2 separate regions of the Homo sapiens genome follow, and region 2 is linked to region 1. A link is an interaction called in ENCODE POLR2A ChIA-PET data of the cell type or tissue named here. Cell type or tissue: HepG2. All regions are shown on one strand. Links, peaks and the distances in the headings refer to the core of each region. The heading gives the core; the rest is flanking DNA. Region 1 holds the start of SCN1A-AS1 (SCN1A and SCN9A antisense RNA 1). Region 2 overlaps SCN1A-AS1 (SCN1A and SCN9A antisense RNA 1).

What was found. ChIA-PET counts read pairs that join two places held together with the same protein. Peaks named below come from ENCODE experiments on the same cell type or tissue, not always from the same donor. Only the 100,000 strongest peaks of a DNase experiment are listed, where the experiment ranks them.
Region 2: POLR2A ChIA-PET joins it to region 1 with 5 read pairs; 2 of 35 experiments call an interaction of 5 or more read pairs at or near these places.

The regions. Positions count from the first base shown.
Region 1 is chr2:166,078,385-166,090,207 of GRCh38, reverse strand. The region is part of intron 2 of SCN1A (sodium voltage-gated channel alpha subunit 1); the gene reads left to right. It overlaps SCN1A-AS1 (SCN1A and SCN9A antisense RNA 1), which reads right to left and starts at 8,677. Exons shown (of 12, transcript NR_110260.1): 1 at 8,530-8,677. In HepG2, for the core only: no CTCF peak of the experiment used is centred there; a DNase peak (open chromatin) is centred at 8,137; H3K4me3 peaks cover 449 bases.
Region 2 is chr2:166,129,429-166,141,251 of GRCh38, reverse strand. All of the region lies in intron 2 of SCN1A-AS1 (SCN1A and SCN9A antisense RNA 1), which reads right to left. It also overlaps a transcript of SCN1A not described here. Among named protein-coding and RNA genes, the nearest start is that of SCN1A, 7.3 kb to the right of the region's middle. In HepG2, for the core only: no CTCF peak of the experiment used is centred there; DNase peaks (open chromatin) are centred at 5,191, 5,821 and 6,281; H3K4me3 peaks cover 1,119 bases.

The sequences.
Region 1 (11,823 bases), core at 6,847-9,346:
TTTAAAAATCAGCTGGGCATGCTGGTATGCATCCCAGCTACTCAGGAGCCTGAGGTGTGAGTATCACTCGGGGCCAGAAGTTTGAGGCTACAGTGAGCCATGATCTCATCACTGCACTCCAGCCTGTGTGACAGGGCAATACCCTATATCAAAAAAAAAAAAAAAAAAAAAAAAAAAAGGAAAGAAGGAAGGAAGGAAGGAAGATAATTTCTTTGGTTTGTATAGGACCTACGGAGTTAAAGCGAAGTGATAAAATAAAGGAGGAGTCCTTAATGTGCAAAGATGCACTACTCATATATTTGAGGATAATCTTACATCAATACTTTTAATAATGAAAGAAATGTGAAAATATGCTTGCCACTGGTTTTAACATTTACCATCATCCATGTTTGAAAAATAAAACCCAACACTGGTTCCTCTCATGAGTATTTAATTGTTCAAGAAAAATCCTAGAATGAGTGAGTTTTTTCTGTCAGTACCACCTTACACTCTCTACCCCCATTCCATCTTTTTATATAGTCTCTTCCTGGCACATTGATAATTCATTCCATCAGAAAATCCCCACTAAAAGTAATTCATCCATATGTATTCTTCCACTGAAATTAACAGGTCCCAGCCAGCCCCATCCCCTACCTAGTCAACCAAAAAAAGAACTCTTACGCCCTCTCTCTGATTGATTAACCCACTTTGACAGTGAGAAATGCATTTTACATTGAGAAGTAAGTAGTCTCATTGATGCATAAACGACTCATGTACTCCCAGAGATACTTGTCTTTTAAAAGGAAGCGCTTGCTAACTGAACTGAAAATGCTAATTAATTGAATTTCAGGAAGCAGGAAAATAATTTTTTTAGCAGAGAAGACTTTCTTCATATATAGGGCTGCTACATTTGGAAACTAAACATACAAACTGTCCAGTTATATTTGACTTTCAGATAAACAATGAATAATGTTTACTAGCAGTGGGCCCCAAATATAGACAATGAGAACACATGGACACAGGGAAGGGAATATCACACACTGGGGCCTATCGAGGGGTGGGGGCCTAGGGGAGGGATAGGAGAAATACTCAATGTAGATGACAGGTTGATGGGTGCAGCAAACCACCAAGGCACGTGTATACCTATGTAACAAACCTGCAAGTTCTGCACGTGTATCCCAGAACTTAAAGTATAGTAAATATAAAACAAATTGTATGAGGTATGCTTATGCTTTAAGAAATCAGTTATCTGAAATTCAAATTTAACTGTGTGGCATGTATTTTTTCTGGCAACCCTGTTCAGATATCTTAAATCATTATGGTGGTTACTCATATCCTCCATGTCATAATGCTGACCTTGGGTCTCCCTACTTCCAATCTGCCAGTCCAGCCCCTTTGGACATCACTGTTTCCTTTACGCAACACTCTACCTAGAGAACAACAACAGTTGTCGCAACAAATCAAGTACTCTTCTAGGCCAACTTGGTAACATTCTAAAACAATAATGCCCTACCTAGCCCACGGGCTTTGGGACTTTACTGGGGGTGAATGTAGGGTAGCAGGTGAGATATATTTGGGAATTTAAACAAAAGAAAATATAATTTGAGCATAGGCTTTAGCTGACTGTAATAATAGTATTTAAATTATTTATAAGGTTTTAACAAAGCATATAATTGAACAATTTCAGCTGCCACCTGCTATTGAGGATAACAAAAAGGAAAATTTTCTCAGCACTTAAGAAATGTTAGAAAACATATTGATATGAAAGAGTAGAAATGAATCCAAAAAAGCATGCATTTTTTTCTTTAGCAATTTTTGTTTTAACTATATCTTTTTCCAGTTCTTCATCATTGACACCTGAAAATAGGCATTGGCACCACAAAAATGGTTAGATGGAGAGAATGCAGGACATGCATTGAACTTTATATTCCATTGTCTTACATGTTTATCAACATTCACTTTGATGTACCAAAACTATCTTTAAATGAGATGCACATTTTAATGTACATCTAGATTAGAGAAAAATCACTCTGGTCTGATAACTTTATGGGATTGTGAATACAAGTGATGTGATGGGTGGTTGACCAATTATTTTAAAAATGGTTTAGTGACAATTCAAGATTGTGTTGTAGCTCATACCCTTACACACACACACACACACACACACACACAAACACACAGATTGTGGGATTGACAGAGATGTTCAGTTTTCAAAGTCAATGTTTCAGTGTTCAACCTCCATTTTCTTCTACTCTGGGACTTAAAAAAATGAATCTGTTAAAATCAGGAATACCTAAATTTCCAAGTAAAGATCCAAGAAGACTAAAGCCTAAAGTCTATTTCATAAAGGAGCTTCTAAAATCAATTTGGTTACTTTGCAGGATTCTCAATATTATTATTCTCTATTTGCCAACTTCATAGTCTCCACATCTCTAACCAGTGCCTTGCACATTGTCTATATTCAATAAATATTAAAGAAATGAACAAAATTGACTGTATAGACCATGTTTCTTAGTCCATTTAGTATTGCTATAAAAGAATATCTGAGGCTGGGTAATTTTTTTTTTTAAAAAGAGGTTTACTTGACTTATGGTTCTTCAGACTGTACAAGAAGCATGGCACCAGAATCAGCTTCTATTGAGGGCCTCAGGTGACTTCCCCTCATGACAGAAGGCAAGGGCAGCCTGTGTGGGGTAGAGACCACATGGCCAGAGAGGAAACAAGAGACAGGGTGGGGTGCCAGGCTTTTTTTCTGAGATGGAGTTTTGCTCTTGTTGCCCAGGCTAGAGTGCAATGGCATGCTCTTGGCTCACCGCAACCTCTCCCTCCCAGCTTCCCAGGTTCAAGCGATTCTCCTGCCTCATCCTCCCAAGTAGCTGGGATTATAGGCATGCACCACCATGCCCAGCTAATTTTGTGTTTTTAGTAGAGACAGGGTTTCTCCACGTTGGTTAGCCTGGTCTCAAACTCCCAACCTCAGGTGATCCACCCACCTCAGCCTCCCAAAGTCCTGGGATTACAGGTGTGAGCCACCGTGCCAGGCTGCTCTTTTTTTTTTTTTTTCAACCAGTTCTCATGAGAACTAACAGAGCAAGGACTCACTCGTTACAGTGAGAATGAGGCAAAAACCATTCATGAGGGATCCACCCATGACCCAAACACTTCCCATTAGGCCCCACCTCCAACATTAGGAATCAAATTTCAACATGAGATTTGATGGCGACAAACCATATCCAAAGTATAGCACCAAGTATCATACACCTAGACAGAAATAGACTTGGCTCAATGTCACATCTGCTGTGACAGATGTGCTGGACATCTGGTAGTGTCCACTCTATACAAATCTGTGATAATCATCAGCTGCTGAGCTCTCAAACAAGACGAAACTGTATAATAATCCCTAGAGGGTCTCTTTAACCCAGACCAGTATACCACAAAAGGAATATAGTGAGAATGACTGAATTCACATGACAGACTGAAAGCAAACTTAAGTAGACGTTTATATGATTATCACCTGAAGAATGATGAGGTTCATAAATTTGGAAAGGAGAGCTTTATTTCTTATAAAGGGCTGCAGCCTGCAGAGTGACCTTCTGACAGGTTGGGAAGCATAACTTCCAGCCAGAAGCCAGAAACAGACACTTCAAGGGAGGGAAAAAGGAAACAGAAATTTATGCTAAGCACGGTGGCCAAATATATATGTTCAATAAGTTATAGGAGGAGTCATGAATATTTATGAGAGGAGAAGCATGCACATCCTCAACTGAGCTTCATGCCCCTTTGTGGGATCCATGTGGAAAAAATGGCGACATTAGCATGATCCGAGGGTAGAGTTTTCGGCCCTCTGACATTAAAAGGTGAAGCAGAGGACACAAAAATCCTTACTGCACATTCTCAGTGGAATGGCTAGAATCATTCCCTAGTGGGTGGTCTCTTATGAGGCACCAATGGAGGGAAAGTGTCAGGTGGTTGGTCCATGTCAGTGGGGGAGTCTTTTGAAAGGGCTGATTTCTGTTTAGCCCTTAGGGAAGAAAGCCTCATAGTGGTTAGTGAGGGAGGGGTTATAAGGAGGTATGTCTGACTCCCTGATCCACCATGGCTGAGAATTCAGTCTTCAAGGTTACTCTGGGATCCTTTTGGCCAGGAGAAGGTCAATTCAGTCAGGGGGCTTAGAATTTTATTTTCAGTTTACATGATAAATTAAGCATAATTTTATATCATAAATGATAAATAACATACAGAAAATTTAATATACTGAGTTTCTGAATCAGGAAATTATCTCTGCCTTTCATCTTTCAAGACCTATTTTCTGTAAGTTCTTTCAGCTTTCTCTATACCAAAATGGTTCTTCTCTGAACAATAATCCATAGTAACCATTGCAGATAATATGCCTTTGCTTAGACTTGTTCTATGTCTAGATTTTATATATACAGAATCTGAACCAAATGAATTCTGCAGCTCTGATACTTCTAGTCTCAATTTTTCATAACTCAGGGAGGTTCCATTTGTCTTCAGGTTATTTGGAAAAGTGAAAGTGTCAAACACCTGATACTCATTCCCCAGGGTAGTTAATTTGTGCTCAACACTCTCCTCTCCCCGTTCCTGGATCTGTTTCTCTTTCCCCTGCAGTTTTTCTCTGCTTCAGCCCCGCTGCCCGTGGGTTCTATGCTGTATCTCTCCATACAGCAACTATGCCTGGACAGTTTTGCTTTGTGTTGAGGTGGTTTCATAAGAATGCTTTTGAGCAGAAGAGTATTTTTAAATTGAGTTTATGCTAAAGAGAAACCCCTCTGAGCAGAATTCCACACAGAATTCTGCAGGATATTTCCTGCATAACACCATAAACATCCTTCTGGCTGCAGCAGCTCAAGTATTTCTGTTGAACCATTTCACACCCTGAGCTAACTAACATTCAGAGAATGAAAGGTGAAAGTCTTAAAACATAAATTAAATAACTATGATTTCTTAATAACACTAATGACTAAACATTCCACATAGATCCTACCAAAGGAGGGTATTGTATGTCTCCCAGGAACAGAGTCTAATCATACCATTGTTGTGCTGGAACACCATTGAGTCCAATAGGGATGGCATCATGGCCAAGAGACTAAAGAAGAGACTTGAAGCCAGCAAGGGAGACATAGGATTTATCTAGGACTCATATACAGGGGTGGTCCAGTGGCAGTGGGCTGGATGGGAGAACCACTAATGTTTGTAAAAAGCATGCAGTTTATATAGCATTTTCACTTAGCACTCTCCACCTAGCAACATTCATTTAATCCAAACAAAGGGCTTCATCCACTGTATGGCCCACATTCTGAGGAATGGACCAGGCTTTGGAAATCCTTAATAATAAGGAGCAAATTTCCAGGTTGGCCACTTCCAGCCAGATTTCTTACCTCAGACTTCCAAACACACATTCTTTTTAGACCACAGAGTCATTCTCAGGGTACCCTTAAATTATTGCTGTCAGGTGCGTCTGCCATACAACCATGAGTCCTGAAAGGATTTGCACACTGAAAACACTGCATTATTTTACCAAAATGGTTATCAAAGTAGATATTTCCAAAGAAGGAATGTAAGCATCCTTCCTCCCAACCCCCAACCAGCATTTTGTGTTAAAATGCTAGTGTTGGCATCTTTTTCCTTCAAAGGGAATTGTACCAAGCCTGATTTTTTCTCCCATTATTGCCCCACAGCAATAAAAAGACAATTGCTGACTCAGGCACTATTTCCTCTGGCTGCTACTTATAGCTACATAACTCCTGGCTTTACCAGCACCATAGGCAAAAATGACCTGCATTGTCTGAGAGAGCAGCAAGAAGAATGGCATTCATTCTGTCTCCATCTTTGTGGGTTTACATTAAGTTACTTCTAGACCATGGTTTTTGAATGAAATAGAATGGACTTGAAGTGTCTACAAAGGAGAGGCACAGTCCAGAGTGGGAAGGGGTGGGGAGAGGACAGCAACGGAAGTGAGATGGAGGCTGAGCAAAAAAAAAAAAAAAAAGAAAATTGAGAATAAAGGAGAGCTGGGAGAGAAAAGATGAACATCGAGAAAGGGGAAGATGAATAGACTGGCCATTAGGCTTTCTCTTCGAGTAATCCACTTTGTGCAAAACCTGCCATATACAACTTGGATATAGGCAGTGCCTCTCTCATTGCTAGCTAAACAGCCCTGGGAGGCCCACACTGGGCTTTAAGTGCCTATCACCTCACACTTGGTATCTCAAAATCTGCAACCACAATCACAGTCACGAGGATTAGACTTCACTCTCTACATCCTCCCAAATCTCTGTCGAGTGACCACTCACCCACACAATAAGATTACTTATTTTCTAACAGGAAAACTTTACTAAAAGAGGTTAACTTAAATAATTTACTTACAATGACAGTCATTACTATATTCTTGATATAAACTAATGACATTTGTTCAAAGGAATTCCCTTAAATTATTCTGACTATGATCGTCTAGAAGAGATCCTAAATTTCACATGATTTATTATGTGAACTATCCATGGTCTTACTCTTTAATGACAATCTTCTCTGTAAGGAAAAAAATGAAATTAATCATCCTAATGATACTGATGTGTTTCATGAGAAAACTACAGGCAGAGCCTAATAAACTATGGCAGATCTGAATCTCAGGCAAAAACTATGTACTGTATTTCTATGTATTGTATGTAGATTGAATGAATTTTTTGCCTGAGATCTGAATCTCAGGCAAAAACTATGTATTGTATTTCTATGTATTGTATGTAGATTGAATGAATTTTTTACTTCTTAGTTTATTATTAGGGTGTCTTGAAAAACACCCCTGGAGTATACAAATGTAGATACAGACATATGTTAGATATCTGACCTTATTTTAACTGCAGTTTGCATAAGGCATGAAAAACTAAGGGTAGATAATGAAGTTATTTTTAAATGTAAAAGTTTTAAACATATGGCTGAAATATGTTGTTTTAGTTAACCCCAACCTACTAAAAATTGGCTTATTGAGAAATCAAATGAAATATTTTTGTAATTATAATTACACCAAATCAAATTATTTCTAGAAAAGAAATTTATAAAACAATACTTTCTAGGTTTGGGATTTCTATGTAAAAACCAATTTCTTTCTTGGCTGCTAAAAAATAGTTATGTGAGATCACAACAGTAAGAATAACATTTTACCTAGTTATTTTTATTATTATTGGCAGTAACATTCTTTTGTAAAGTAGGTGGCAAGAACACTACAAAACGAACTGAAACACTTCACAAATTGTCGTGCCCAGATGGTTTATGTCCCCAGAATAGTAATAGCTCTTTACAAGGAGATGGCAAGCATTTTGGCAGAAGTCTTTTTGGTTTCTCTTCAGTATGGATATTAAACTACTTTATAGACAGAATTGAAGATATATAATTTTTCTCCACATCAGATTATATATTATAAGGTGGTGAAGATATATAAATGTTGCACAACTATATTGAACTTTGGAGTTACAGATAAATTATATAAAGTCATCTGCTCAGTTAGTAACTAGAAATAATCCAGTTTAGCAATACATAAAACATAACGGAAGTAAAACATAAATTGACGGTGGAGGTATAGTTCAGCAGGATTAAAACCTGCATCATATGATTCTAAACTTGAATATTACAATCATCTTTTTAAATTTTGGAGTCTCCCATTTTTCAAAATTTTGAAGTCTCCATTTTTGCCAGAATGCTTTATTTACTGTATTTGTTTTGGGTCTGTCCAAGTAATATAAATTCCTTGGAGAGACCTAGATCAATTAGAGTAGATAAATACTATTTTAACACAGCTACTTATATTTTCATATATTTTATTTAGCTTTAAAAGAATATTTCATAACTATTAGGACCTGGCAGACACTGGTTTGGGAGTTAGAAAATAAAAGTTCTGATTTAAGTCCCACCATTAATAAGCTGCGTAACCTGGGACAAATGACATATTTATTTTGAAAGTAGGAAGCACATAAGTTCTAAACAAAGAAATTGCCCATTTTTCTTTGATTCAGTTTGTTTTCTATTAAATGAGAGGAATAGACTAATCTCTGTTTTTTAAATCTTTGCCATTTATTGGTTTTGATTTACTTATCTTTGTCTAATTCTCTTAAAATAACTTACTCAACCTTTCAGAAGTCCAGAGGTCAAGGTAAACTAGGTCTTGTCTGCCTGAAAGCCTGTATTATAGACTAACACTGTTCCACATCAACAACAAAATACTATCACATTAAGTACTATATATATTCTTGTCTGTGAATAAACCATAAGAGCTGCACTTTATATTCAGTTCACTAATCAATTGGTTAGTAATTTTTTTCCCTGTAAATCACTTCTAGGGTCAGATAAGGCAAAAAAATAATAGCAATTATTCTAATAGATCATAACAATAGCATTGGAAACTGGGAGGAGAAAATGAGAGAATTGTCTCACCAGGTTGTAGGGAGAGACGGGGGAGTGAGGAGGGGGAATTTCTTTTAGGCTTTAAAAACAACATAGAATTTAAGGACATTATTGAACCAAAAAATCTCAAGACATTACCTTAGTTATGGTATTTCTTGCATAAATACACAATGGCATCAGAGTGTGAAGTTGTGGATGCTGGGTGTCTCTCGGGGATGGGAAACACTAAATTTCATTCATCTTTCTCAGGTTCTGAACAAAGAAAAAATATTCAGAGGACTAAGACAGATATCACCTTTTTATCTCACAGAAGTTTGTGGAGAGTATAGCTTTGTGTGAAAGCCCAAAAGCCCGTTAACCAAACAGATCTAACCACAGAGGCCCAAGCAGTCACACAGAGCTGCCCTCCAAAGGAAGAAACTACATAATGATTTACTTATAAAAGGCCAGTTTCTTCGGGTACAAAGCATTTATAAGGTTGCCTTTACAGTTAAGACTTCTGTGTGAAATGCCACAGGGAAAATGAAATACTTCATTGTGAGCTATCGTACATATTTGTTTGACTGGAGAAAAGCAGATGCCCAAGGGAGTTTAACTGTAAGGCTTCATGGGTTAGGATTACTTTAAATAAAGCTCCTCCATCTGCACTTTGAGGGTCACCAAAGCCATATGGTTTACCACTCCCAGTCACCTCAAGTATAAACATCTTTTGGCTGTGATAAATGCCTCCTCAAGTCCAGAACGTAATACATGTGTCCTCTTCTACGGGAAACAGAGATATATAATGCCCAGAAGCAAAAACCTCATCTAGTACTAGAACATTTATGATAAGTAATGAATTAGTAAAGTCTTAGAAATGACACTGAATATTATCAGTATTAACTTTCTGATCTTGTAAAGTCTCCCGAGAAGGTAATCTGTTAATTATAATGCTACAGATTTACCTCCCTCTTTTTCTTTCAGTTAGATATTACCAGATGATATTATATCTTTATTTATTATTTGTATATTCTAACAAATTTTTCCTTATAATTCTTTTGTCCACGTTATTTGATATTGGTCATGTTATTGCTATTACTTTACTATTTCTTTCCACTCAAAATTTCCACTTCATTTTCTTACAATCTTTTTTTTCCCCCATGATCTCTCACTTCCATTTCATGTTCTTTTGGATTATTTTTTTCCTGTCTTCTTTAGGATTGCTTATCTAATTGAATTCCACTTTTAATGTATTTTTCTTGTCTTCCAAAGAATCATTCTTCTTCCAGTTTTCTATTGCCCACTACTCTACTTATTTCCAATATTTTTTAAAATTCCTTCAGATTTGAAGTTTGCTAACATGCACTTTGTTACTTTTTCTTCCTAGCTATGGTTTCTTAGTTCTCTTCTTAATTTTATTTTGTCCAAATGCATAACCATAATCATCTTGAAAAGGCCTCTCTCTTTGAAGTCTTCTCTTGTTAGGAAAGTTTCATTGTCTTACCTCTTTTGAAAGGAGCAAGGTCTCCTCTATGTAACCAAATATTTAAATGCTGGTTTTTATGAAAAGAGAAAGCTGTAAGCCAAAACTGCAGATTCTATGAGGTTACTACCCCGTATCTAGTGACATGTATTTTCATAAATTAGGACAATTAAGTCTTCTGTTATAAATTTTTAGAATAAAGAGGTGAAATCTCCTTTGTAAGTGTAAATGGAAAATTCATGATTTATTTCTGTATTTTAATAGAATAAGTACAGATTTCAAATGTAATTTAGAACAATTTTTCATATTACTAAAAAATATTAATATTGAATGACATCTGACAGTTTTTTAGGTATTTCATAATTAACCTTATGAGATTTTTAATGAGTTTTATTCTTATAATTAATATAACATAATTTATTTTTAGGTAGCATTTGAATAGAAGATCTACTTAGAGTTAAAAAAATACTTTTTCTAGTATCAGTATGATTTCATTATAATATGGGTTATATTGCTTACATATGAATATAATTCCTGTATCTAACTAATTTATAATTATATATAATACGTTTGAACTGATCATATTTGTCAGTGTAGAATTCATGTCTTCTACTTTCTTGGTTGTTTATTTCTCCAGTAAATGATAGCTAGTGACCAGGGAGATTTTCTTTAGAGAGCTTTTCTCAAATGCAGTATTTCTGGAGAATAGGAAGGCTTTTAGTAACTGTTTCTGTCCATTCACACAACTTCATGGACAATAACATCAAGTGTGGCACTCTGAAAGACGGTGATTGTCGTAATGATCACATATGTTAAAATATACCTATATATGATATCTAAACATATACATATTAAGGAAAGTGCTAAAACAGTAAAATGAAAAGGATGAAACCGAATTGATGGAAAAAGACATACTAGATAAGTGCAAATAAGTAGAAATTAAAGTCATTATATGCTATGAGACAAAGTTGTCTTTAAAGGGAAGAAACTACAGTAAGATAAACAAGGGCCATTTAAGGAAGTACAGGGTTCAATTCACTCCAAAGATCTGATCATAAGTGTTATCTACACATCAAACAATACCGCATTGGAATTCATAGAACAAAAATGACAGAAACCACAATAAATAAAAACACATTAAATAGACATTAATTTGCCTCTCCCAACTTGGAACAGTCAAGTAGAAAAAAAATATGTACAGACATAGAAGGTCTACATAAGATAAGAAATAAGATCAATATAATTGAGGCATAATGAACTCTACTGCTTTAAAATAAAGAATAAGTTTCTTTTTAATGTTCTTAGAAAAGTCATTTTAAAAACAACCTCTATTAGGATAAAAATAAATCACAATAAATTCCAAGAAACAGAAATGGTACGAACTACATTATCAGAGCATAGGGTAATAAAACTAAACATAAATTTAAAACTTAGAAGGAAAATCTATCATTTGAAAAATTTAAACACTTTCTTTTAAATAGTTCTTGCATCAGTGAGGACTTTGAAACCAAAATTCATTTTAAGAATTTTCTGGTTATTCTTGTTTGCTTATTTTTCCACATGAAGTCTCAAATAGATTTCTCTAGTTATATGAATTTTGTGATTATTTTTCAAAGGCTGCATTTAATTTATTAATTTAGGGAAAATTAATATCTTTATGATATAGCATTCCTATCTAATAATAGGATATAACTTTCCATCCATTTATATTTACTTTTGGTTTATTCAAAGCTTTTAAAAAATGCTTACATTGTATTTAGAAACATTTCTTCCATTGTACTTTTTCTCTTTGAAATAGACTAGTTTTACAGTAGTTTTAGATTCACAGCAAAATTAAGCCAAAAATATAGAGTTTCCCCTTTCTCTACACACGCAGAGCCTCCCCCAACTATCAATATCTCGCACCAGAGTAGCACATATGTATTACTGTAAAAATAATCTATTTAGAAGAGAAAAAATACAATGGAAGA
Region 2 (11,823 bases), core at 3,857-6,356, 54 kb before region 1:
TTTTTACTTCAAGAGCCACTCAAGTCAATTGACATTAGAAATGTGACTTAGAAGAGTAGATTGGGTTTGCTTGGTGTATCTAAATAGTATGTACAAGCAGGGCTGCAAAGGGGAATGGGAACACCCGGGGAGTGGTGAGCAGGGCAGAATGGCTGATTTACATGTTCAAGGTGCAGAAGGAAGTGAGTAGGCTTTAAGAGCTGAGGCCAGATGTGACAGCCAGGGCTTCTCAAACACCAATGTGCACAGAATCACCTGGGGAAATCTTGTTAAAATGCACTTTCTTATTTAGAAGGTCTGGGTGGAGCCAAAGAGTCCACATTTTCAACAAGCTCCCAAGAAGTGGGGATGCTGCCAGTATGTGGCCACACTTTCAGAAGCAAGGTTTTAAAATTCTGAAAGTATCCTGGTTTTGCGCGGTCCGTGTCTTCACAAACATCAAGCAGAGCCGAAAAGCACTTGTTTTTAGAAAATGAGCTGAGAAAAAAACACCTAATTAAATACGATGTTTGCAACATGAAGCTTCCACCAAAGGAAGCTTACTGTTAAGTGTTCACGATCAGCAGTTCTGCTTTGCTAGCTTTTTCATTTCTAACAAATTTAGACTTCTGGAGATTGAAGCTTTGCCAGATTGAGGCATGCTTCTCCCCTCACTACTCATGTGTTTAGTGTATTTGTTAACTTGGTGAGAGTACGTCCAAACATAGTTATATTCTTTCACTTGCTATGGAAGATTGAAGAATCTGAGACAAGTAAGAAGGAAGATCTCCATTTGCCTCCCTCCCACCCTGCCACATGCTGCCCCCTAACATGTTTGACAAGAATCCAGGCTACAGACTGATCATACACCTAAAAACTATCTTCGGTCAGCTACTTGTAGAAATGTCTCTCCCCCATTATGTCCTTATATGAGCTTAATGTGATGTAATCCTTAGCAGTAAAGAAAGACTATTGTCTTCTGTTTGTTTGCCTGTGAACTCGAATTGCAGAGACTTTCCACCATAATTTTAATAATGTGATATTGTGGAGAGTTTTAGTATGGCCTTATGGTAAGATTAGGTACTTTGGAGATACACTGCTGGTTTCAGAATCACACTTAGTCACCTCGTTACTGTGTGATCTTGGCCAAGATGCTCAACTACTCTGAGCCTCAGTTGCCTCATTTATAAATTCATGAAGATAACATGGTAATAGCAACTATTTTATGAGACTGTTGTGAGGTTTGAAGGTCCCAAAATATATTAAGTCCTCAATAAAATTAACAACAATTATTATTATTCTAAAATTATTCTTAGAATTTATCTAAAAATAGTACTGCTTGAATATCCATATGTTTATTCCTGAGTCTCTACCTGCTATGATTTGGCTGTGCCCCACTCAAATCTCATCTTGAATTGTAGCTCCCATAATTCCCATGTGTTGTGGGAGGGACCTGGTGAGAGATAACTGAATCGTGGGAGCAGTTTTCCCCATACTGTTCTTGTGGTGGTGTATAAGTCTCACGAGATGGTTTTATAAGGGGTTTCCCCTTTCACTTGGCTCTCATTCTCTCTTGCCTGCTGCCATGTAAGATGTGCCTTTCATCTTCTGCCATGATTACCCAGTCTCAGGTATGTCTTTATCAGCAGCATGAAAATGAACTAATACACTGGGCAATTTACAAAAGAAAAACAAGTTTCTTGAACTCATAGTTCCACGTGGCTGGGGAGGCCTCACAATCATGCTGGAGGCAAGGAGTAGCAAGTCACATCTCACATGGATGGCAGCAGGCAAAAAGAGAGTTTTTGCAGGCAAACTCCCATTTTTAAAGCCATCAGATCTTGTGAGACTTATTCACTATCATGAGAACAGCACAGGAAAAACCCACCCACATGATTCAATTACCTCCCACTGGGTTCCTCCCATGACACATGGGAATGGTGGGAGTTACAATTCAAGATGAGATTTCAGTGGGGACACAGCCAAACCATATCATTCCACTCCTGGCCCCTCCCAAATCTCATGTCCTCACATTTCAAAACCAATCTTGCCTTCCCAACAGTCCTCCAAAGTCTTAACTCATTTCAGCATTAACTGAAAAGTCCACAATCCAAAGTCTCAAGGCAAGTCCCTTCTGCCTATGAGGCTATAAAATCAATAGCAAGTTAGTTACCTCCTAGATACAATGGGAGTACAGGCATTGGGCAAATACAGCCATTCAAAATGGGAGAAATTGGCCAAAACAGAGGAACTACAGACCCTGTGCAAGTCTGAAATCCAGCAGGGCAGTCAAATCTTTAAGCTCCAAAATGATCTTTGATTCCATGTCTCACATCCAAGTCACGTTGATGCAAGAGGTGGGTTCCCATGGTCTTGGGAAGCTCCACACCTGTTGCTTTGCAGGGTACAGACTCCCTCCTAGTTGCTTTCACAGGCTGGCATTAAGTGTGGCTTTTCCAGGAACACAGTGCAAGCTGTCAGTGGATCTACCATTCTGGGGTCTGGAGGATGGTGACCCTCTTCTCATAGCTCCACCAAGTGGTACACTAGTAGGGAATCTGTGTGGGGGCTCTGACCCCACATTTCCCTTCCATACTGCCTTAACAGAGGTTCTCCATGAGGGCCCCACCCCTGCAGCAAACTTTTGCTGGGCATCCAGGCGTTTCCATACATCTTCTGAAATCTAGGCAGAGGTTCTCAAACCCCAGTTTTTGACTTCTGTGCACTTGCCGGCTCAACACCACGTGGGAGCTGCCAAGGCTTGAGGCTTGCACCCTCTGAAGCTATGACCCATGCACTATGTTGGCCCCTTTCAGCCATAGCTGGAATGGCTGAGGCAAAGGGCACAAAGTCCCTAGGCTGCATACAGCATGGGAACTCTGGGCCTGGCCCATGAAACCACATTTTCATCCTAGGCCTCCAGGCTTGTGATGGGAGGAGCTGCTATGAAGGCCTCTGAATGCCCTGGAGACATTTTCTTCATTGTCTTGGGGATTAACATTCAGATCCTCATTGCTTATGCAAATTTCTGCAGCTAGCTTGACTTTCTCCTCAGAAAATGGGATTTTCTTTTCTATTGCATTGTCAGGCTGCAAATTTTCCAAACTTTTATGCTCTGTTTCCCTTTTAAAATTGAATGCCTTTAATAGCACCCAAGTCACCCCTTGAATGCTTTGCCACTTAGAAATTTCTTCCACCACATACCCTAAATCATCTCTCCCAAGTTCAAAGTTCCACAAATGTCTAGGGCAGGGACAAAATGCCACCAGTCTCTTTGCTAAAATATAACAAGAGTCACCTTTGCTCCAGTTCCCAACAAGTTATTCATCTCCATCTGAGATCACCTCAGCCTGGATTTCGTTGTTCATATCATTATCAGCATTTTGGTCAAAGCCATTCAACAAGTCTCTAGGGAGTTCCAAACTTTCCCACATTTTCCTTTCTTCTTCTGAGCCCTCCAAATTGTTCCAACCTCTGCCTGTTACCCAGTTCCAAAGTGGCTTCCACATTTTTGGGAATCTTTTTAGCAGTGCCCCACTCCCAGTACCAATTTACTGAGTAGTCCATTTTCAAGCTGCTGATAATGACATACCTGAGACATGACAATTTACAAAAGAAAGAGGTTTATTGAACTTACAGTTCCAAATGGCTGGGGAGGCTTCACAATCATGGCAGAAGGCAACGAGGAGCAAGTCACATCTCACATGGATGGCAGCAGGCAAAAAGAGAGCTGTGTCAGCAAAATCCCATTTTTAAAGCCATCATATCTGATGAGACTTATGCACTATCATGAGAACAACACAGGAAAGACTCGCCACCATGATTCAATTACCTCCCACCAGGTTCCTCCTACTACATATGGGAATTGTGGGAGTTACAATTCAAGATGAGATTTGAGTGGGGACACAGCCAAACCATATCATACACTACCATATACTAGGCACTGTATTAAGGGTTAGGGTATTAAATAGAATCTTTTATCATAAAGATTTTTGTTCATCTCTGTAAAATATTTTAGACACATGTGTTTTGCTTTTTAAACAAAGAAAAAGAGATGTTTTTAGAGATAAGATGAGACACATTGTTATTTTCCCCAGTTCCCACCAGCCCTTCACAACTGCCAACCTGGAAAAAACATTCCCAGAGCCCAACAAATGCTGGAGCCCTGGAAGAAGGGCTACTAGCAGGAGCACTGGACTCCAAGGAATGCAGACCAGGGAAGAGAGTGTTGGGAGTATTAAAATGTAGGTTAGAAGTGGAATAATGGACAAGTAGAGGGAAAGACTTTCAAGTCCACTTTCCAGGGATTGAGAAACTTGGGGTCCTTCATCCGTTGGCTTTGAATGCAGCCCAAGACAGGCATTAGCAGAAAATTGGAGAGTCTCCCCGACCACACCTCACTTCCTAGCTTAAAAAAGCAGCTGCATTCCTCTTTAGTTAAACCTCTCAGTTGGGTCTTCTAAAGCTCTAGCTCTCACCGGAATCTGGTGCCACTTTCACTCTTGCCTGGAATGGCATTGGCTCTCTCTATTGCTAGTTCCTGGGCACTCATCAACCATCTTAACCCACTTGGTCAATAGTTTCTCCATAATTATTTTTATTTTAACCATTTTGAATGTACCATCTACTTTCTGCTAGGACCATGACTGCATCTGAGGTATAATTTTAAAGCAACAAATGGTTCATGGAAGGGTAACTCTGTTTGTGATGCCCAAGAGAGGAGACTTAGGGCAGATAGAGATACATATAAAGCTACTGCTGTCCTAGAGAGCAGAGGGACAAGAAAAGGGGAGAGAGAACACTCATTAGCAGTTGTGTGTGTGTAGCATAACATAACATATATATATATGCATATATATGATATGTAATCTTAGAAACAACTACCATGTGAAGTAGAGCAAATGATCGCTGAGTTTCATCCTTGCTAAGAGCATGGGAAAATCCACATTCTATGTTTGCTTAGTTGCAGAAAGAATAAGGGAAGCAGAAACGTCAGGGGTCACATCCCCTATGTGTCAATTAAAGGGGTGCAGACTCAGAAGGTGTCCTTACCTACTTTATTTAGCCTGCTCTTCCCCACAAAGATGAGGAATACAGGTGACTTTGATGTCATGATAGCAATCAGAATGTAAAAGAGACTTTCAAAAAGACCTAGTGCAACATGGAAACAAGGACTTTAGTCTCTGAGCTTCCTTATGTATCAAGTGTCATAGAAAATGTTGAGACAAAGTGGTTCTGTCATTTCAACAACCCATAATGAGCAGAAGAATCTGTTTGCCTTTCATGCCACTGCAGATGAACAGGTATGAGAGACTGCACTTAGGCATGAAAGTGCCGCTGCCTAGCACCTCTATCCCATGCTCACATCCGAATCTTCTCAGGTGTGGGTAAGACATCTCAGTTCTCTGCTATTTGATATGAATAGGGGCAATCCCAGAAGCAGCAACTGAGCTCATGGGCCCCAAAATTTCCAAGGAATCACGAGGAGAACTAGGCTAAATGTCATTATTTTCTGACCTTCGATGTACCTTTTCCCTAGTCACTTGCCAATCTCTTCTAAAGGGCCTCAGTCCCTGGAGTGGACCCTAATGATTTCTGTCCATTATTTGGCCTAGAGTAGAATTCTTGCTTTTCTCAAGGAAAGAAACAAAAAGAAAAGATGTAACCAAATGTAATTTATGTGAGTTTGTAAATTGATATCCGAAGATTGGAACTGCATACAGATGTGTCAAAAATGTTAATTTCCCCAAGAAATATGGTAGCACCTAATTCTAGCGACACTTGTATACTTTACAGATGGCTTTGCTGTGCTCCTGGTAAAGTCAATGACTTTCTGCCTTTGAACATGAAAGGAAAAAGATGTTGACAGGAATTCTTTAGGGAAACAGAAACTACATATTTGCTTATGCTAAGTTATGGCAAAGTTCAGTTTTATTCTGTAAATAAAGCGTTGTCTTCATAAATATCAGCTATATCCTTTAGAGTAAAGAAAGTCCTCTTTATTAAAAAAATCTAATTGAAACTCTTCAATAGGTAGGCAAGTGAGGTGATTGATATAAAGATATACTTAAGTGGAAAATTGGTATTCGAGTTCCAATAAGTAATCAATCATATTGTTCTTGGTAATAGCTTTTGTTGATTCATCTTTGCAAGGGATGTCGGGGGGTAGGGGGGATTGCTGAATGAAATAAATCAGGAAAGAACCCAAGCATTATGTTTAACTGACTTAAGAGCAAAGGAAAGAACACATAAACACAGAATAGAATCCACACAGTAACTTCATTCTTTATGATTGCTCAGGCATTTTCATTATTTGCATTTATGTTTATTTTCTCTTTATCCTCCTGTGGCAATAGATATGGAGATAATGCTTTAAATATTGTGATGTACCTTGATCTTTTCTGAAGAACCAAAGCTTTATGAAATCTTGATACATTTAAAGGAGGGGTATAAAGCTCAGGCATGTGAAATGTTGAATTTTGTCTCCCCATATGACAGATAACCATCATATAAATGTGGTTTATTAGACTAAAAAAGTAGAACACATATTTTTAGATTACATCTTGGCATTTCAAAGAAAGTATAGAACTTCAAGATAGTTTGCTTCCTGGATATTTTCTGGAGCTGTCTTTGGGCCTGCATTCCTGAAAGCTGTCAATGCTACACTCTGCATACCCAGAGCTCGTGCCCTTGGGCTTGAGTACTTTGTGGTTAATATTTAAGAACCGCATGTGGAGCTAGATTGAAGGACAGTCACTTTCTTTATTCTTTGCTAAAACCAATGTTGGTTAGTCCATCACCTTCTTAAACAGTAACTGCATTCATACCCTTCATCACATCCATCTCTCTGTCAAAACATGAGTGAAAATCAATTGTGGCATATCTAGAAATACTTCACTCACTTCCATTTTGCTTCTTATGTGCTGATGTACCTTACTCAATATTAATTTCCTTTAGAGTTAAACTGTGGGAAAACTTGAATGGACCTTTGTGGTATAAAACTATCTATGTGACCTTGGACAAGTCACTGCACCTCTCTTGGCATCAGTTTCCTCATATCCAAAATAAGAACACTTGCCTGGTTTATCTCTGAGACTTTTCCAGCTCCACAATTTCTCAATGATTAGCAAAACCCTATCGATAAAGCAATGGTAATGATTTATGTAAATTGACATTCTTTTTTATGAGGTTTACAAAGTTATTTTATTCTACTCCAGGGTTTTGTTGGAAGTCTATTACGGAATTTTTATTCATCAATACTCAGCAGATGTTATCAGGTTCTCTCCAGAAACTACCTTAATTCTACCACAGACTTGGGATATGTTTGGGGAACAATGACAAAAAAAATAAGTCATAGTTCTTACTTTCAAAGAGATTATTGAGTGGGGTCAGACCGTGGAGAGGTGCACCGATAGAGGGTGGAGGAAGATGCGGTCAAAGAAGAGAAGGTCCTGAAAACAGAGGAAACAAAGGAAGCGGAACAGTGAAGGCATAATGGCTCCCTGCTTGTTTAGGAAAAGGCAGAGTTTGTTGTTTTGAAAAACGACATTTAGTGTCATCTTCACTAAATATTAATAATGTCTTCTTACACGTTAGCTAAAGAAGAAAAGATCAAAAATAAACCAGGCCCCCAAATAATAAAGGATTTAAAATTAAAGATATATACAGAGCACTATAGTAATTTTTGAAGTGCTGTTCAGTTGGTGATATAATCAGAGGAATAATGCTATTACATCAAGTGATAAAAAGTAATTTTGTGATTTAATACTCATTCTGAACCTATATTGTAATGCTAATCTCATCAGATGATTGACATTCATATACTTAATTTCCCTTTGAGAAATCAGGTTCATGTATTATTCTGTCTTGTTTATAAAAGCTACTTATTTGGTTTAGGAATATTGTTATTTCCCTCTCCAACACCAATGTCTGCCTATGTAATTGAAAGGAAATTGCAGTGAATCTTCCAACAAGGAGTAACTGCTTCCCTGAAATAATCACCTGCAGACATAATTCTGGCTTCTGTGCGTTGTCTCGATAGCAGGGAAGGCAGAGGGCAACTGGGGAATCTGATTATCTCCATCATAATCCCACAACTTCCCTCCTTTCTCTTTTGCTTTTAATTACTGCATTGTGGTGAGTTAAGAAAAGCCTATACTATTTTTTCTTCTCCACTACCAGAAAGAGAGAGAGATAACTGGCATTCTCTCTCTAAGGATTTTTAAAATACTTTTAATAAAATTTTAAATAGTGTAATGTGTGCCCACAAGCACATTGGTTCTAAAGATACTTCAAAAATACTTCAGAATCAAATCTGTAAGAAAAAAAAATTCAATTATTTATGTTCATTATATTACAAGTGATTTAAAAACTGGTTATCTGTGCATCAAAAAATGCAAGCCTATAGCAGCTCTGATTCAGTGAATTCCAGTTGCGGGGAGGGGAGGAGCCCTCAGATATTTTTATATCATATTTGAAAAAAATGGCTGATTATTATTTTTTTAATTTATGGAATGTATGGACTTTACCAGAGTTTCAAAAGTCCACTTTAGTACCTATAAGATATTTTGAAATCAGTTGGCCAATTCTTGCCATCAAAAAATTGTAACTTTAAACTTGCAGAAAAACTAGTTGGCTCTAGTCCTAAAAGAGAGTTCTTAATTGCAGTTTCTGCATTTATTTGTCTAATAGCAAATAAATTTCACATTCATTTCTGACTCCCTTTCAAAAGGGCAGGTTAATCTCAAAAGGAAATATATGAGTTTATCATTTTCGGCTAGGATATGGTTTCTATTTCTAAAATAGTGGCACAGTGTTGGTGAATGCTTTGTGAGAGCAAGGAATTGGTAGTAGATTTTTGCAGAATGCTGCATTTACCAAAAGAAAAAAAAAAACCACTAGGAAATTGACATCTACAAAAGCAAAGTACTTAAGTAGTAAATTACATTTACCAAGGATCACATCAGTAGTGTGCTTTATCTGATTATTCCAATCAAAAGGGGGCAAAGTCAGGATTTGTAGTGATACAGTGGTCCTGTAGATCTAAAATCTTAAGGTCTGAGTTTAAATCCAAACTCTAGCATTTGCTATCTGTGTTGGGATCACTCCCCGACTTCATCAGAAGACCTGCTAACATCTAGACTTGTCTGTTGTCACCACCATCTCCTTTGGGATACCACCTCAAGGTACTCAAGTTCGCCTCCAGCCTCCAATTCCTTTCCTGCGGTGGGAAGAGAGGGGAGACCCAGCTTCATGTTGCTCAGTGACTATAGATTCCCAAACAAATGACAGGGGAATTTAGAAACATTTCTGCCTTAAAACTCAAATGTCATTTATAACTCTAAACAAGGGAATCTGGAACTCAAAACATAATGATTTGGTCATCACTTTGGGAAATTTTTGGCTAAAAATTAAGAATGGTTTCCTTCTCCTTGGCAGGCATAAAGTTAATTAATAAATTCTCTTCATAAGGCAGCTGGTTAAAGTTTCAGAACTCCACAACTCCAGGAGATACACATTTGAAAGAATATTTTTGATAACCAATTACCTTTATTTTCTATGCAAGAAAATATTAAAGAATATTCAGATACTAATTACACTAATTCCTCAGCCTTCTGATAATGAGATAGTTCTCTCTTTGAACTCTTTCAAGATCTAATGGCATCGAGAGACTCTCCTTTATGTCGTAAAACTAACAGACAAAATTACCTGGCCCAGCTTTTTCCACCTGAGTGACCTCACGCTCTCTTTAATACCCAAAATCTATTGACAGAGATTATGTCCCATTATAATATTCCCTTTTATGTTTTGGCACTGAGCAGTGCAACTGACAGAGCTATAACAAAGTAACAACCACATTCACAGGACAGAGACGGAGTCTTACAGAGACGGAGTCTTACAAAGACTAAATGACATCTTACGCCTTCATTCTCTTTTCCTTGTTAGGAACTCTCATAAAAAAGCCACAGCCATGCCCCCTCAGCCTGTTTAGCAGGTTCATGCATTACAGATTGAAGTATTGTCACCTAGGAAGTAGGCAGCTAATTTTTTCCAGCTTCTGAAACAAGATTACAAAGGGGTTCCTGGAATGGCTAACTTTACCAACGGGGGCAGAGGAAGATTAGTTTTTCATTTTTTGAAGTTGGAAACGTAACAGTGAGAAAGAGACAAAATTATCTCTCAATAAATTAATCTACAAAAAAATAAATAAAATGCAAAGCTGGTTCCACAGGGAGTTTACATTCTGGGAGCCAAATAAGATACATATATAAAACTCTTAGAACAAGGTCAAATGGGATAAGTGTAGTAGTGACATAGGGTAGCACAGAGTTTTGTTTTAATATCTTCTGCTAACTTTAAAAAATAAATATGTGATTTTAAGTGCATATTACACTAATTTAATAAAAATCTCATATTTTGCCTTTATGCTCAGTCTGAAACATGGAAGATTTAAAGTTACTAATACTGTAAAACTGCTTCAGCTCTGACGAATGAAGTATCTGTGTACAGAATGATGAGTTGTTAGTTAATAGTACTCTTTGGGCCATGCTTGGGATATTGGCCTTTTCTAGGAGTCTGTATGAGAATAGTCATTTATCTCCTTATGCTCAATGCTTTCAACTTGTCAAATGACCATGTTTCATAAGATACAACATAAAATTGTTCTATAATTAACAAAAGAAAAAAGAATTCTATCTGCTGAGAAAATAGAAAAGACGTTGGAGAAGAGAGAATATTTGACCCAGACATTTAAAATATCCGCCGAATTTGCTATGTGTAGATGGATGAAAGGTCTGCCAAGAGAAGTGAAGGTTGTGAACAAAGACATGGAGGCGGAAGAAAGGTAGTGTGCACACTGAATGCGTTGTGCCTTTCCATATGACTGACATGTCAATGTAAACTCCACAAAGGGAGGGTTTTGATCTGGTTTGTTTGCCGATGTTACTTAAGTATCTGGAAAAGTGCCTGGCATATATCAGGTGCATGAAGAAGTGAATAAATGAAGTGTCAGATGCCCAGAATATGAATAATACTTGATAGATGCAGTACTGGCAACTTTCTTGAAGCTAATGAAGTGGTTAGGACTCCATAGTTCAACAGAAACCAAGTTCACTTAAGCAAACATGGAGTTTGAGTTTATCATGGGACTCAACATCAAGAAAGTGTTTGGATCTTGAGTAGACTGGAGATGGAAACAGTCTGTCTCTGTCTTTTGTCACTTCTTCCTCCACATCTGTGTGGCTGGCTGCTATTTCAGTATCCTGGTCCACCTGGTCCTGAGTCCCCATGGTGAGGGAAAGCTGACTCCATAGCTGCCAGAATCACATGTAGTGGCTCTCTTTGACCAGGTCAGCTGCGTAGATACCCTCTCTTGCTCCAGTCCTCTGTAGCAAGAGGGTAGGTTTACCACTAAGGATCAGGGGAGAAGAACTATTGGGGGAATTGTTAAGAGCAGACACTCAGAAAAATTGGCACCTATAATATGCAATTAGAATTCATTAAAACATGTGGCCAGGTATGTTCTTATTTTGTGTTTTTACATATCTAATCTCTAAGTACTATTCATATGGAATGTATTATTCTAAAAAAATTGCCTGTTAGTTCATGCAGTTCCCACTCTCTTTTCATCTCTAACATCTTGGCAATCGTTTACCAGTTGTTGATCACCTGTCTCCTCATCTTCTTTCAACTTTGCCCTGACTCTACCAGATACTGGGCAACATCATTTCCCAGACATTGAGTAACTTCAAATGAATGTGTTCATGCTACTCCAACTGGCTTTTGGGAAAGCACTGGATAGAGTTTTTGAGCTGGAACAGGAAATTATCTTACTTAATTTCTTTC